Regions from separate parts of the Mus musculus genome. Here region 1 is linked to region 2. A link is a loop called in an ENCODE intact Hi-C map of the cell type or tissue named here. Cell type or tissue: heart. All regions are shown on one strand.

The links. A loop is a pair of places that touch in the nucleus more often than their neighbours do. Peaks named below come from ENCODE experiments on the same cell type or tissue, not always from the same donor. Only the 100,000 strongest peaks of a DNase experiment are listed, where the experiment ranks them.
Region 1: a loop joins it to region 2, with 3 times the contacts of the local background. A loop is called at or near these places in 10 of 42 quality-filtered maps.

What each region holds. Positions count from the first base shown.
Region 1 is chr11:78,854,244-78,859,243 of GRCm38, reverse strand. No RefSeq gene overlaps it. Among named protein-coding and RNA genes, the nearest start is that of Lyrm9, 30 kb to the right of the region's middle. In heart, a CTCF peak has its summit at 2,810 (motif pointing left); a DNase peak (open chromatin) is centred at 2,803; H3K27me3 peaks cover 1,017 bases.
Region 2 is chr11:79,211,249-79,216,248 of GRCm38, reverse strand. No RefSeq gene overlaps it. Among named protein-coding and RNA genes, the nearest start is that of Gm30470, 11 kb to the left of the region's middle. In heart, no CTCF peak of the experiment used is centred here; a DNase peak (open chromatin) is centred at 2,038; H3K27ac peaks cover 2,356 bases.

The DNA.
Region 1 (5,000 bases), 360 kb after region 2:
GGGCAAGGTGTGGGGGCAGCTCCTTGTCCAACTCAATCCAGTAGAGTCCATTTTGAGAGTAGAGAGCAGAAAAGGTTTCTAGGTAAGAGCTGTTGGCATCATTTGCTTGTGCCCTAGCAGATCGTTAAAATCTGTGAGACTCTGAACATCTAGTGTGCCATCTTAGCTATTGACTGTACTGAGGACCAACTGTTTGCAGTAAGACATTTAAGCCTGGGGAAGCTCTGAGTCCAAAGAGGAAAGGGAATTAGAGAAGGGGGTTAGGGACAGAGCAAGCTCCTGGAGGGACAGAGGAGCAAGTGTCAACAAGAGCTTCAATCTGGGTGTCCCCAAGCAGAGCCAAGGGACTTGTCACAAAGAAATGTCTCTAACCACAAAGGAGAGGTGTCCCTTTCCTTGTGAGGGATGGCCAGTAGGGCTAGAGATGCTTCCACATTGATGTGGCTTTTTTAGAAACAAAGTAAGGTCCAAGAGGGAGCTGAGCGAGGAGGCTCCAGGAGCTGACAGAGACAGAGCAGGCAACTCCCAGGTCCCAGTTACCTACGGAGCAGGAGAGAGCAGGTGAGGGAAGAACCAGCTAAGGAGGTGGACTCTAAACTTTGGAGCTGAATATAATACAGTAAACAGCAGAATCCAGACGAAACAGATGATCCGAACCTTAGGAGGGTCCAACCAGCAGCTTGGTTCAGCTAGAAGTGGGTCCCTTGGTAGGGGTCCATTTATGCCCCTCTCAGGTTTGGATACCAGATGTTTAAACGGAGAACATGACCACCCCATAGTATGGTTACAGGGAAAATTTTTATTGTGGATGAGAGAGCTAGAGAGAGTGAGATCCAGAAGCACCTGGAAAAGTCTAGAACAGAAAGAAAAGAAGTAGACTGAACATGGCCAGCAGTCTGGACCTGGCCAGGAGAGAAGCAACACACACACACACACACACACATACACACACACACACACACACACACACGCGCGCGCACATCACACAGACACACACACAATCACACAGACACACATCGCACATACATCACACACACATCACACACACACACGCATCACACAGATACACACACAATCACACATACATCACACACACATCACATACACACATCACACACACATCAAACACACACATCATACACACAAGCGCACACACACATACATCACACAGACACACACACACACACACACACACACACACACACACACACACGGAGAGTGAAGGGAGAGGGAGAGAGAGAGAGCAGAGACAGTGAGAAGGAGCGATAGAGAAACAGAGAGACAGAGACAAACAGAAACTCAAAAACAGCAGGGTATTAAGGAGAATGAGTAGCTGGGAGAGGAAAGGAAAGCCGGTTAGCTGGAGGAAGGTTAGGGGAGGGGAGGAGGTAGGAAAGGCTAGGATGCCAGCAGAGCATTATCTTTGAAGTGCATAAAAGGTACTTGTGATCCTGAGGGAGCCTGGAGGCCAGCATGTGCTCTGCTGTGCTAATGAGCATCACAGGTAGCCTTTTGTTCCTTCTGTCAGCGATGAGGGAGATAGTTTTTTGTTATAAGGGAACCAGCTTCACAAATCCCTGAGGAATGCTGGCTTTTGTCTAACTACCAGAAGTCCTGCTGTATTCCAGACTGAGCCTCTCTTTCCACTGCCTTGTGGAGTGGAAGAATTGGAGTCTCCTTTATATCTCACAGTTATGAGCTGCCATCTGTGGGTCCTGGGAACTGATCTTGGGTCCTCTGCAAGAACAGTAGGCACTCTTAACTGCTGAGCCAACTCGCCAGCCCCATGCTCTGTGTGTGTGTGTGTGTGTGTGTGTGTGTGTGTGTGTGTGTTTTAGGTTTTTCTATGTAGCCCTGGTTGTCCTGGAACTCACTTTGTAGACCAGGCTAGCCTTGAACTCAGAAATCTGCCTGTCTCTGCCTCCCAAGTGCTGGGATTAAAGGCGTGCGCCACCACTGCCCGGCGCTGCCAGCCCAAGCTCTGTCAGCCACCATCTCCATGACAGTAGTTTAGTGTTCTCAAGCTGGTCACAGAAACGGGCTCACTGCAGATGTAGCCTTCTGAGAATATCTCCTTCCACTTAGTACAATGCCTTTGGGGGTTTGTCTAAGGTGATGCATGTAGCAATAGTTTTTGGATTGCAGAGTGGTATTCCACTATTTGCACTCCCCAAGGAGAATATTCTGATATCCTTGGATGTTTCTGAGGGAAATTTGAAGTAACTGGTTCAAAATTACAGGGTGTATTCTAGGGGCAGGGAGCAATCTGTATTTTTTTCAAAACATTAGATATTTTTAGTTTCTTTTAAAAGATTATTTTGTTTATATGAGTACACTGTAGCTGCCTTTAGACACACACCAGAAGAGGGCATCAGATCCCATTACAGATGGTTGTGAGCCACCATGTGGTTGCTGGGAATTAAACTCAGGACCTCTGGAAGAGCAATCAGTGCTCTTGACCACTGAGTCATCTCTCCAGCCCACATATTTTTATTAATTATTTGGAAATCCCAGCATCCACAATGTGCTCCCAGCTGTCTGTACCTCCAGTTCTAAGCAAGTGTGACATTGGTGCTTTTAAAGAATTTCCCCACTCATATAACCTATTCTAAAGTATTGGCTCAAGAGGGTGATTACCCAAGACAGCCTTCCACCTAAACGTATTGTGCTTCCCCACGTGGGATCAGTAGTGGTCAGACTCAGATCGTCAGCAGGTACTGAGTCCAGTTCCTTTCATTTTTCTCGCCTCAATAGAATTCAGGACTCCCATCTTCAGCCACCACATGCCAAAGCCACCTCCATGCTGCCACCTAGTGGTCACAGCCACAGCTGCTGATCCCTTTAAAGGAAGGCCGCTTCCATCCTCAGGTTCACTGCCAAGAGCGCATCACACTCCTCAGTCCCCTACTGTAGCCCCAGTGGACACAAAACACGACTCTAGTCTCAAAGGGAACAAAAGACACTTTATCCTTGAGCCAAATATAAGTGACCATGGCCCAGGGACTCAGGTCATCACAAATGCCATGAAATATGTATAGTTATAGAACAAAAGAAAGTTACAAATCAAGGTACTTTCTAAGTACATAGACAACAGGATCTGGCAGGCAGGTTACACCAGAGCACAAACACCAACCCGCTGATGCTATCAGAGGGCATTCTTAGCTTTGGGGTTGGTGGAAGTTAATACTAAGAACACATTTCAGAAGTTTTACCTGAGAATAGCAAGGACATCAGCTCAGGTGGAGCTTGGCAACCAATGGCTATCATGGGACATTAAGAAAGATCAAATAAGGGCTGGCGAAATGGCTCAGCAGGTAAGAGCACTGACTGCTCTTCTGAAGGTCCTGAGTTCAAATCCCAGCAACCACATGGTGGCTCACAACCAACTGTAATGGGATCCAGCTACAGTGTACTTAGTTATAATAATAAATAAATCTAAAAGAAAAAGAGAGAGAGATCAGAGAGTTAATTATGTAATTATTCTAGATCTTTAACACTCCAACCTCCATAAGTTAATCAGCTGATCGACCTTGGAGAATCTTTAACATGGATGTGGCTTCTCTTTTCTGGGAACTTCAGTTTACAGTTATCCTGTTGGCTAAGCATCATGTGTGTTCATGTAGAAGCCATATGTTTTATGTCCCCGCCAAATGCTAGAAGGCTTGTTCCTAGGGTCTCATGTAGCTAAGGCAGCAAGTGGGTTCCTCGGCTACACAGAAAGGTTGAGAGGAACCTGGGATACATAAGGCTCTGTCTCAATAATAATGAGAAAATAATCATAATAAATACTTTGATTTGTCCTGTGATCTTGGCTTTACAACAGATTCCAGCTCGGAGAAATGAATGGCTTTTCACTTTATAAAAGAAACCAAATCATTTTATATTTCTTTCTAACAAGTTGTTGTTCTCTTTTGTACCAGGCCTTACTGGGTTAGGGGTAGAAAGAAGGTACCAGATTTATAAGAAATCAAGATTTCCTAGGGTTTTTTTAAAAATTTTTTTATTTTCATTTTCTGTGTATGAGTGTTTTTGTCTGCATGCATGAGTACCATCTATGTGCTGTGATCTTCTGATCCTCTGGCCTGTGCCTCCCAAGTGTGGGCTTACAGACTGTTCTGCTAGGCTCCTCCTGACAGCGACTTAGCAATAGTTAGTGTCATCACCTGCCACCATTGCCTGCCAGGTGCTAGTCAGGTGTGACAATATATAATAAAGAGGACTGCTTGCTACTCTCCCCCTGCCCCACCCACCCCTCCCTCTCAATCTCCCTCTCTCTCTCTCTTCCCCCCCATTCTCTTTCTTTCTCTGTTTCCACTAGCCTCTCTCTTTCTGTCCTTCATCCCCACTTTCTCTGCCCTCGAGGCTCTGCCTGCCTCTACCCTTTCTCCAGGTCCCCGATCCCCTACCTTCCCTGTCAATAAACCTCCCTTATACTAGGTCCTGTCATATGTCAAGATTTCTCAGTGGGACACGGAGACTTTGGCATGGACCCACCAGGTACCCACACTCACTCCCACTGCCTCCACATTATATTTCATAACACTTAGCAGGCCATGAGAGCAATAAGCAACTCTGCCTGCTTTCTTCCTGGTGTTTATTTCCCTTACCCTAAAATCAACATTAAAAATATCTGAATGAGCTGGGCATGGTGGTGCATGCCTTTAGTGACAGCACTCTGGAGGCAGAGTCAAGCACAGATCTCTGGGTTCAAGGCCAGCTTGGTCTACAAAGCAAATTCCAGGACTACACAGAGAAACCCTGTCTAAAGGGGGATGGCAGGAGTGTCTTGGTGAGCTCCAACACTGCTTCACACTTGACTTGTCCTAAAATTCCTTTCTGCTAAGTATTCTAGATCTGTTTGAATGGAGATCTCTATAAAGAACTCTGGGACTGCTGTGAGTGACAGCGTGGAGCTGTGTCTCTGCCACCATTAATATTTGTCTTTTCTTAGACAGATGTGGTGTGTACACATGTAATCCTATCACTCAGGAGCCAGAGGC
Region 2 (5,000 bases):
GGAAAAGCACGAGAGAAGGGAAATATAGTCTGAGTTCTGGAAGAATCTGGAGTATTCTAAATTTCAAACTATAAAATATAAACCAACAGAGAGCCTTCCTATCCCAGGCTAGACCAGCACCCCAGCTGATAGGATACCTTCCTAGCTCAGACTAGACTGGCACTCCAGCAGATAGGATACCTTAGTAAGTAATCCCTACTCAGTGGCTCAGATAGACCGGATGTTTGAGATCCACAGTGGTCATGGAACTCCTGACCCCTGAGGCACACAGCAGACCTTGGGACAGCCTCTCAAGAGTTTATACCCCCTTGATTTCAGGAGGATACTTAATTTTAATTAAAAGAGACAGTTACGGTTGCCAGATAGAATGAAGTTCCAGGCTGTTCTCCTGGAAGTTCCTGAAGTGGCACATTAAAGCCCAGCTCTCTCTCAACCCTGCTGCTCTCCTCCCTGAAGAGGCAGGCCTTGAGCACTTCTGCTGCCAACTATGCAGGCTATGCAGCGTCTATGCAGGCCAGCTCCTAAGGATCACTCTCTGCAGAGTTCCAATGTCCAGTTGTTTAGGGCTGGGAATTCATTTGTTCAGGATGGAATCAGAAGATTGGGATATGCTGTGAAGACAGTTTGAGACTGAAATCCCTTCTGGCTGACACTGAAACCCCCTGAACTCAGCTCAGACAAGAGCTCTGAAGCCCAGCAGAGGAAAAAGCATAAAGATCTGTGTGGACTCGGAATATGCATACTGGGTACTGTGTGCACAGGGGGCCATCTGGGGAAGGGAGGGGACTGGTGACAGCCTCAGGGACGCCTATCAAAATCCTAAGGAGATCTGGACTGATTAGATGCAGCTCTGTTCCCTGAGTCATCGTGGCCCCGCACTGCTGAGACCACCAGAGGGGAGAAGATCCCACAATGCTCTCTTGTCCCATGGGAAACTTACCATTAGTGTTCAGGAGACACTTGGTAGACTCACCCACGTGACAGGGTTGTGGGCTGGAATGAGTAGGACAAGACAGACAAGACAGATGTCTTCTGGGAGAATCATCACCTAAGGGACTGGAGGACTCTAGGCACCCCTTTGGCAGGCCCAGACATGTTCATATGTGAAAATAATTTCTGCTCTTCTCTTTCCAGTGGGATATTTCCTGGTGGGTCCATTACTTCTTCTCCAATTGCCCACTGGCCATGACTCTCTAGCAGACCCAGTTCCACTGGTGACTGTCTCAATTCTGGCTCAAAGGAACAACAGAGGAAAGGCCCTCCAGGAAGTAGAGACCTACTGAGGGAACTCAACACACACACCTGAGACATGAGGGGCAACTCGAGTGGGCCACCTTGGAAGGTCACATGGAAAGCCCTTCTTGTCTGAGATAGAACATAAAGTTATCTTATTTTTTCAGGACAAAGGGATGACTACTTAACGAAGGAACATTCAGGACTTAAGGAACGGACAACTGGTTTGGAACAGACTTTCCAACTTCAAATTGTGGGCCTGCTGTCAGACATCTTAATCCAGATGGGACCAGAGCTATTTTGAGGTCGAAGGCCAACTCTCCTAAATCCCCGGGCAAGGACTACAGAGATCTTTACTACTGAGGGAACACTTTCCTTCTGGAAAATAGACTCCATAGCTGGAAATAGCACGACCCATGTTTACACTGCCCATGTTCCCTGGCGAGTGTTGGGGTGTTCTTACAGTTTGTGTCTTATGCTAAGGGCCTTACAGGAGTTCTCAGGAAGTCTAGCTAAGGTTTTTAGGAAGTTCAATGGATGTGGGAAAGATGATATGGGCGCCCTGGGCTGTCCTCTGTCCCATTCTCTTCCAACAACCCAAGGTTCAGCCCGTCCCACCCCTATTGCCTCCCTCGGAGGGTTCCCTTGCTGGTCCAGGGTGCAGAGGGTACTGAAGGCTGTCCTGGGCCCACATTCCTCTCACTTCCCGCCATTGTCCCTAGTTCCTGTATCCTTATCTCGACACTCTCCCCAGGCCGCCCCCAGCTGCGAAGAGTGGTGACTCATTTCCTTTCTTTCTAGTGACTTAATCCTGCCCCAGCAGTGACATGCCCTTCTGGCATCGCTGGGACTCGGAGCGTGGCACGGCTCTCCGGGGCCGGCAGGGGGCGCCAAAGCCTGCAGTGTGAGGGAACGGCCACAATCTGGGCTGGGAAATCCAAGACCTGAGGTGTATGGGACAGGGACAGTGCATTGCACATCCTGCCCAGAGGGGCTAGGAAATCACAGCTCCGCACTGCAAGGAATAATTTCATCTTCTACTCCGGCCTCTTCCTCCTGTGGTGTTCCCAACACTGTTTGCAGACACATTTCCTAAATAGTGATCACTGTGGGTCCTGCAACAGGGTTGTTCCAGAAATACTAGCCTGGGCCCTCACCAGGAAGAAGAGGATCCCACAGTTATAGATGGCCTACCTGACCCACGCCGGCCCTCTAGGCTCCCCTTTTCCTTCCCTCCCAGGTTCCAGAGAACAACAGACTTGCCTCGGTCTGGAAATCTCAGCTATTTCCCAAGAGCCACCCCGGGAGTATGAAGTAACAATAAGGCCACACAGTAGGTTTCAAGCCACACTGATCCCGTGGTTGGACTCCTCACCTCCCTGCACTCCACGAATTATGAATACAAAAGACTTGTCCTGGTATCTGAGGCAGCCAGAAAGACTTGGAAAACGAAGGGGACACAGGAAAGGGAAACCAGCCCTTCATTGAAGACTCTAAAGAACAGGAAGGAGCGGTGCAACCCTTTAATCCCAGGCAGAGGCAGTCCGAACTCTGTGAGTTCGAGTCCAGCCTGATCTACACAGTGAGTTCCAGGATAGTCAAGGCTACACAGAGAAACCCTGTCTCAAAAAAAAAAACAAACAAACAAACAAAAAAAAACCCCCACAGCAACCAATAGTTGGATGAGGTAAAAAATTCCAGGACGATTTACAACATGTGTTCCCATAGAGATTTTTTTTAATATTAGCATTTAATTAACCCCCTGGGTGGCTTCAAGCCACCAGAGCACAGGTACCTCCAACATCCTTTATCTTCTCTTCAGCTCTTCTGCCGAGGAATTTGGCCTTCATGATGACAGCTGCCTAGGGAGCTTTCCCTTTCCTAGAACAAGTTGCCGGATTGATTGGACACCACATACGGGAGCAGCTGCTGTCTTGTTTGTTTGTTTGTTTTGTAGCATTGACCCATGTCTGCTCACTGACCAGCACCCACAATTTATCCAGGTTGGCGATTGGGCAGAAGCTATGAAACTTCTTGAAGTGGTCATGCCTCACACCAACTTTCCCAAAGTACCCTGGATGATGATATTTGTCAAAGTTGATCCTGTGGTGATTCGTGCCTCCAGCATCATCTGGGTGCTCGTGGTGCTTACATATGGGACCCTGACCGCTGTGGCTCACGTGGCTCCGGAATGTTTCCTGGTCTTCCTCAGGATGGCATGGCCGCAGAAGAAAGGAAAGATCGTAAAACAATGTGCATGTATATATATATATGTGCATATATATATATGTATATATATACACAAATATATGTATGTGTACACACACACACACACACACACACACATCTTAGTCAAGGTTTCTATTCCTGCACAAACATCATGACCAAGAAGCAAGTTGGGGAGGAGAGGGTTTATTCGGCTTACACTTCCATACTGCTGTTCATCTCCAAGGAAGTCAGGACTGGAACTCAAGCAGGTCAGGAAGCAGGAGCTGATGCAGAGGCCATGTTCCTTACTGGCCTGCTTCCCCTGGCTTGCTCATAGTGTTTCTTATAGAACCCAAGACACAATGGGCCCTCCCCTCCCCCCCATCACTAATTGAGAAAATGCCTTACAGCTGGATCTCATGGAGGCATTTCCTCAAGGGAGGCTCCTTTCCCTGTGATAACTCCAGCTTGTGTCAAGATGACACCCCAAACCAGCCAGTACTATATATATGTGTGTGTGTGTGTGCGTGTGTGTGTGTGTGTATATATATATATATATATATATATATATATATATATATATATAGTGGTGTGGAGCTGGGGCTGCTGACGTGATTCCACACAAGTTGGTTGCTGTGAGTCCTCCCCACTCATCTGAAAGTTGGGTGTCAGAGCAGTCTAGGTCAGAGTCAGTGTGAGGGACAAATGAGCTCAGCCATGGAAGGTGCTGCTAGTGGTGCCTGCACCCCTGAACATGCAACAGTTGCCCCTCAGAACTTGGGCTCCGTGAAGACAGGGCTCTATGTGTCTTCTGTGCATGGCCATATCTACGACATCTTCAGCAGAGTCAGAATTCAGTAAGTGTTTGTTGAGTGAATGCCTGAGCGTTAGCTGCTGCCACAACTGCCGAAGTTGATTTCACTCTAGATTTTAGGCCTGTCAGACTGGAGGGAAGATGCTCCAGAGTTCATTACCTAGGATACCGAAGTGGTGTGGATGGTGTTTTACTTAGGGATTCTATTACTGTGATTAAACACCACTGCCAAAGCAACTGGGGAGAGGGGTGACTTAGTTACTGTTCTGTTGCTGTGAGGAAACACTATGACCAAGCCATAGAAAAGAAAGTGTTTAACTGGGGCTTGATTCCAGTTTCAGAGGGTTAGTCCATGTTTGCCATGGTGGGAAGCAGGGCAGCAGGCAGCAGGCAGGCAGGCAGGCAGGCATTAGAGTGGTAGCTGAGTTTACATCTGATCTGGAGGTTGGAGGCAGAGAGACAGAGACAGAGACACAGAGAGAGACAGAGACTGGGCCTGGCATGGGCTTTTTGAGACAGCAAAGTCCATCCACAGTGACACACCTCCTCCAACAAGGCCATACCTCCTAATCCTTCCCAAACAGTTTCACTAACTGTGGATCAAGCCTTCAAACCTACGAGCCTGTGGGGGCCGTTCTCATTCAAACCATCACCCCAGGGAGGAAAGCATTTATCTTAACTTTCAAGACATTCATCACTGAGGGAAGCCAGCACAGGAGCCTGGAGGCAGGAACTGAGGCAGAGG